Linked DNA regions of Homo sapiens: region 2 is linked to region 1. Evidence: read pairs that join two places in POLR2A ChIA-PET (ENCODE). Cell type or tissue: endothelial cell of umbilical vein. All regions are shown on one strand. Links, peaks and the distances in the headings refer to the core of each region. The heading gives the core; the rest is flanking DNA.

The links. ChIA-PET counts read pairs that join two places held together with the same protein. Peaks named below come from ENCODE experiments on the same cell type or tissue, not always from the same donor. Only the 100,000 strongest peaks of a DNase experiment are listed, where the experiment ranks them.
Region 2: POLR2A ChIA-PET joins it to region 1 with 7 read pairs; 4 of 35 experiments call an interaction of 5 or more read pairs at or near these places.

The regions. Positions count from the first base shown.
Region 1 is chr17:48,405,739-48,408,652 of GRCh38, forward strand. The region is part of intron 1 of SKAP1 (src kinase associated phosphoprotein 1); the gene reads right to left. Among named protein-coding and RNA genes, the nearest start is that of SKAP1, 23 kb to the right of the region's middle. In endothelial cell of umbilical vein, for the core only: no CTCF peak of the experiment used is centred there; a DNase peak (open chromatin) is centred at 1,663; H3K27ac peaks cover 351 bases.
Region 2 is chr17:48,533,615-48,536,447 of GRCh38, forward strand. No RefSeq gene overlaps it. Among named protein-coding and RNA genes, the nearest start is that of HOXB1, 4.0 kb to the left of the region's middle. In endothelial cell of umbilical vein, for the core only: no CTCF peak of the experiment used is centred there; no DNase peak of the experiment used is centred there.

The DNA of each region.
Region 1 (2,914 bases), core at 153-2,652:
CCGTCCGTCTCGGTTTCCCAAAGTGCTGGGATTACAGGTGTGAGCCACCGTGCCTGGCCCCGAGTGTGCATTTTACACTTATATCTCAGTTCAGACTAGTTACATTTCAAATGCTTAATAGCCACAGACAGAGAATGGCTACTACGATGATCAGTGCAGATATAGAGGATTCAAATAATAGAATTAACAGAAAAGATAACAGAAGTAAGAAGTGAACTAAACTTTGTAACCTAAAAACAGAATACAGGCTGGGCCCAGTGGCTCACACCTGTAATCCCAGCACTTTGGGAGGCCAAGGCGGGTAGATCACGAAGTCAAGAGATCGAGACCATCCTTGCCAACATGGTGAAACCCCATCTCTACTAAAAATACAAAAATTAGTCGGGCGTGGTGGCACACATCTGTAGTCCCAGCCACATGGGAGGCTGAGGCAGGAGAATCGCTTGAACCTGAGAGGCGGAGGTTGCAGTGAGCCGAGATCATGCCACTGCACTCCAGCCTGGCGACAGAGCAAGACTCCGTCTCAAAAAAACAAACAAACAAAAAAACAACAACAAAAGCAGCATACAAACTTTACAAACTACCAAGGAAAATTTATAAATATTGATTAAACACTGAATTACAGGAAAATCAATAATTTCTTAAAAATTTAAAATTAGAAATTTTTTTTTCTTTTTTTTTTTGAGACAGGGTCTTGCCTTGTCACCCAGGCTGGAGTGCAGTGGCACAATCACGGCTCACTGCAGCCTCAACCTCCCGGGCTCAAGTGATTCACCCACCTCAGCCTCCCAAGTAGCCGGGACTAAAGGCTCATGTCTCCCTAATTTATTTATTTATTTATTTTGAGATGGAGTCTAACTTATGTCACCCAGGCTGGAGTGCAGTGGTGCGATCTCGGCTCACTGCAACCTCCGCCTCCCAGGTTCAAGTGATTCTCCTGCCTCAGCCTCCCAAGTAGCTGGGATTAAAGGTGCCCACGACCATGCCTAGCTAATTTTTGCATTTTTAGTAGAGACGAGGTTTCCCCATGTTAGTCAGGCTGGTCTCAAACTCCTGACCTCAAGTGATCCGCCCGCCTCGGCCTCCCAAAGTGCTGGGATTACGGGTGTAAGCCACTGTGCCCAACCAATTTTTAAAAATTTTTTGTAGAGATAGGGTTTCACCATGTTGCCCAGGCTAGTCTTGAACTCCTGGGCTCAAGAGATCCTCCTGCCTCAGCTCCTAAAGTGCTGCAGGCATGAGCCATCGTGTTTGGCCTAGAAAGATCTTATTTTATTACCACAGTGAAATAAAACCAGAACTTGATATTAAAAAGAGTAAACAAACCCCTCTACACTTAAACATTAAAAACACATACTCCTACATATATTATGAGTCAAAGAGAAACTCAAAAATTATAATTACCACTTAGGAGAAAACAGCCTATATAAAATGTTACAAGATATGACCAGCATCATGGAGTGACAAATTCATAGACTTAAATATTTTCGATGTTAAATAAGAAAGAACATAAGTAAATGCAATAAACACCAAACTCAAGAAGTCAGAACAGAACAATAAAACAAGTCTATGGGGAAAAGGAGGAAGGAAACAATAAAGATAAAAGCAGAAATTAGTGTATCAGAACAATGGTTTTCTAACAGTGCTCTCTGGATTCACAAGCCTCTGATAAGAAAGAAAAAGAGTGGGAAATTCCCTTCTCCTCACTCCCCTTTGATTTAATCACAAGTGCTTGGCTTTTATATGCCAGGATTTCACATACGGTTTTATTTTTTTTAAAGAGTTCCATTGTACAACTTAGTGGGTAAAAATCATAAGCCTTAAAAATAGCGGGGAAAGGCCAGGTGCAGTGGCTCACGCCTGTAATCCCAACACTTTAGGAGGCCCAGGCAGGCAAACTGCTTGAGCCCAGGGGTTCGAGACCAGCGTGGGCAACATGATGAAACTCCACAGAAAAATACAAAAATTAGCCAGGCATGGTGGCGCATGTCTGTAGTCCCAGCTACTTTGAAGGCTGAGGCAAGAGGATTGCTTGAGCCCAGGAGATGAAGGCTTCAGTGAGCTGAGATCATGCCACTGCATTCCAGCATGGGCAACAGAGTGAGACTTTGTCTCCAAAAAAAAAAAAGGCAGGGGAGGAATATATAAATGCTACATAAGTGTAAGTGTAAGAGCTGGAATTTTTCAGAGGGGGGGGAATCCAGTAAATGATAAACCATTAGTAAATGCAATCAAGAAGAAGGAGAGAAAGCACAAATATACAAAAATTAGGCAGAGTAAAAAGGAGCAAAAACAAAATTTTTAGAAAGATCATGAAATACTTTACAAAAGTGGTAAGAGTTCAAGTGCTTTTAATTTCTTTCTTTGTACTTTTATATATAATTTAAGTTTTGTGATAACAAGAATCATTTTATCTCTTTAAAAAGATATTTTGAAAAATAAAGTGCCATGTAAACAAAATAAAACACCAGGCAAATAAATTTGAAAATCTCAATGAAAAGTTGCTGAGAAAAATATAAATTTCTAAAACTAAATTGAGAAATGAAAAACCTGAATTCTGAATAAGCTAATAAGCAGGGGGAAAGAAAGTTGCCGAAATGTTTTTTATTTATTAAGTTCAAGTTTAGATAGTTTTATACATGTCTTTCAAACCTTTGAGTAATAAATAATTCTCATTCTATATAAACTATCCCAGAGCATACAAAAAGAGGAAAAGTTCAAATATTTGGTAAAAGCTACCATAACCCTAGTTCTAAAAGCACAGAAAGCAATCAGTTTAAGGTTAGTAGAGAGACAAAAGTCCTATATAAAATACTAGTAAATCAAACTTAGTAATACATTAAAATATTAATGTAAAGCTTATATTGGGAATGTAAAGATGTTTCAATACTATTGTTTCATTGTATATTTCTTT
Region 2 (2,833 bases), core at 334-2,833, 130 kb after region 1:
CTTGAGACTTGTTCACCTTCCACCTTTTCCTCATCCCGGGGAGAATCTTCTCACCCCATCCTTTGCCTTCATAATTAAGGGAACAATTTGAGGTCTAAAGGAAGAAGTGAATTTCAAATCAGTTTAATAAAACAGCACAAATCTGGGAATTGAGGAATGCATTCCCTTTATAACAGCTGAAGTCACCAACAATCTATTATTCATGACAGCAAGCAAAGACTGAGGCAAAAGTGCCCTAAGTTGGCTGGGTGCAGTCCCAGCACTTTGGAAGGCCAAGGCAAGAGGATCACTTGAGCCCAGGACTTCGAGACCAGCCTGGGCAAGATGGTGAGACCACATCTCTACAAAAATAAATAAATACAAAAATTAGCTGGGTGTGGTGGTGCCTCCCTGAAGTCCCAGCTGCTCAGAAGGGAGGATGGCTTGAGCCCAGGAGTTCAAGGCTGCAATGAGCTATGACCACACCACTGCACTCTAGCCTGGGTGACAGAGAACCTGTCTCTATTTAAAAAAAAAAAAAAAGTGCCTCAAGTTATACTGTCAATTGCAGTGATTGCCTCAGCTTTCCAAATTCACTATGCTCCCCAATTCATCCCTGAGTCATGCCACCTTCTCTTGTGTTAGCAGGGACATTAAAACTTGCCCAAATTCCTGCTGGCTCTCCCAGCCCCAGCAGAAAAGACTGGGAGAACCAAGCAACTTTGCTCCCTAGGTTCCCAATCTCCTCCTCCTCCCTAAAAGAAGCTTCGCTGACTGGAATAACCTATGGCCCATAGGATTTTTGGTGGACCAAATTAAACTCACCAGAGAGGGTCTGGGTGGACCCAACACCAAAATGAAATAAAGTTGATGTCCTAGTTTGTATGATCTGCTTGTACATAAAAGAGAGCAAGGAGAACATAGACATGTTTGGAACTGAAGTTATCTTTGACAGTTTTCACTCCTTATCACACTGAGAATGCAGGCAAGGAAACTATCTAACCAGAATGGGGATATATTAGAAGTTTAACCTCAGATTCTGGTCCTTTCTGTGAAGGAAGCTGCTTCAGCTGGGGGCTTGGCAGGAGCAATCTAAATTCTCTCATTAGACCTTAAATGTCTCTATCTGCTCTCCCCAGCCCAAATCTAGGGAGGCCAAACCCAAGATCAAAGGTTGGGGCTAGGCCAGTGAGGTGGCTCATGCCTGTAATCCCAGCACTTTGGGAGGCCAAGGAGGGCAGATCACCTGAGGTCGGGAGTTCAAGACCAGCCTGACCAACATGGTGAAACCCCCATCTCTACTAAAAAATACAAAAATTAGCCGGGTGTGGTGGCAGGCACCTATAATCCCAGCTACTCAAGAGGCTGAAGCAGGAGAATCGCTTGAACCCGGGAGGCGGAGGTTGCAGTGAGCTGAGATCGCACCATTGCACTCCAGCCTGGGCGACAGAGCAAGACTCAAAAAAAAAAAAAAAAAGTTGGGGCTTAGGAAGTAAAGAATATTCATAATTTTTTCCTTCTTTCTTTCTTTTTTTTTCAGGCAGGGTTTCGCTCTGTTGCCCCAGGCTAGAGTGCAATGGTGTAATCACGGCTCCCTACAGCTTTGACCTCCTGGGCTCAAGCGATCCTCCCACCTCAGCCTCCTGAGTAGGTAGGACTACAAGCATGCACCACCACAAGTTTTTCACTATGAGATGAATTGTTTTTGTTGCTGTTAGAGAAAGGATATTTCTTTTAATGCAAGCTAATTAAACTGTCATAAATCTGGTTGAGAACCTTAGACTGTATGTAGTACATATTGTAATGGGATTAGTGCTAGCTATGTGGGCCAGAATAGTTGGGTTCAAGCCCTTGCTTGGCCATTTTTTTTTTTTTTTTTTAATACAGGGTCTCACTTTGTCACCCAGGCTGGAGTGCAGTGGCGCAATCTCGGCCCGCTGCAACCTCTGCCTCCCAGGCCCAAGCAATCCTCCCACCTCAACCTCCCAAGTAGCTGGGATCACAGGTGTGTGCCAACATACCCAGCTAATTTTTTGTATTTTTGGTAGAGATGGGGTTTTACCATGTGGCACAGGCTGGTCTCGAACTCCCAAGCTTGGGCAATTCACCCGCCTCAGCCTCCCAAAGTGTGGGATTACAGGCGGGAGTCACTGTGCCTGGCCTTTGCTTGGCCACTTCTTAGCATTGTGGCCCTGGACAAGTTTCTTGATTTCTATTAGTCTCAGCCTCGGAGAAAAAGAATGGGTTTAATACTACTTATCTTGCTGCCTTGTTAGTAGGATTAAAGCAAACAAGAAAATACAAACCACAGGGAACTCTCTAAATGTATGATATTAACTTTAAATCACATTCTGAAATGCTATGAGTCAGTCTTCTGCTTTTTAATATAACTAGCATATTAAAATATGGAAATAAGTAGGCTGGGTGCGGTGACTCATGCCTGTAATCCCAGCACTATGGGAGGCTGAGGCAGGCAGATCACCAGAGGTCAGGGGTTCGAGACCAGTCTGGCCAACATGGTGAAACCCTGTGTCTATTAAAAATACAAAAATTAGCCGGGCGTGGTGGCACACACCTGTGGTCTCAGTTACTCAGGAGGCTGAGGCAGGAGAATTGCTTGAACCTGGGAGGTGGAGGCTACAGTGAGCCGAGATCACGCCATTGAACTCCAGCCTGGGTGACACAGTGAGATTCTGTCTCAAAAAACAAAAAACGAAAAACGAACAAAAACTTATCTATCTATCTATCTATCTATCTATCTATCTATCTATCTATCTATGTGTGTGTGTGTGTGTGATAGGAGGAGAATAGCATTTAGGCTATATTTTCATGTAACATAGCACCATATATTATA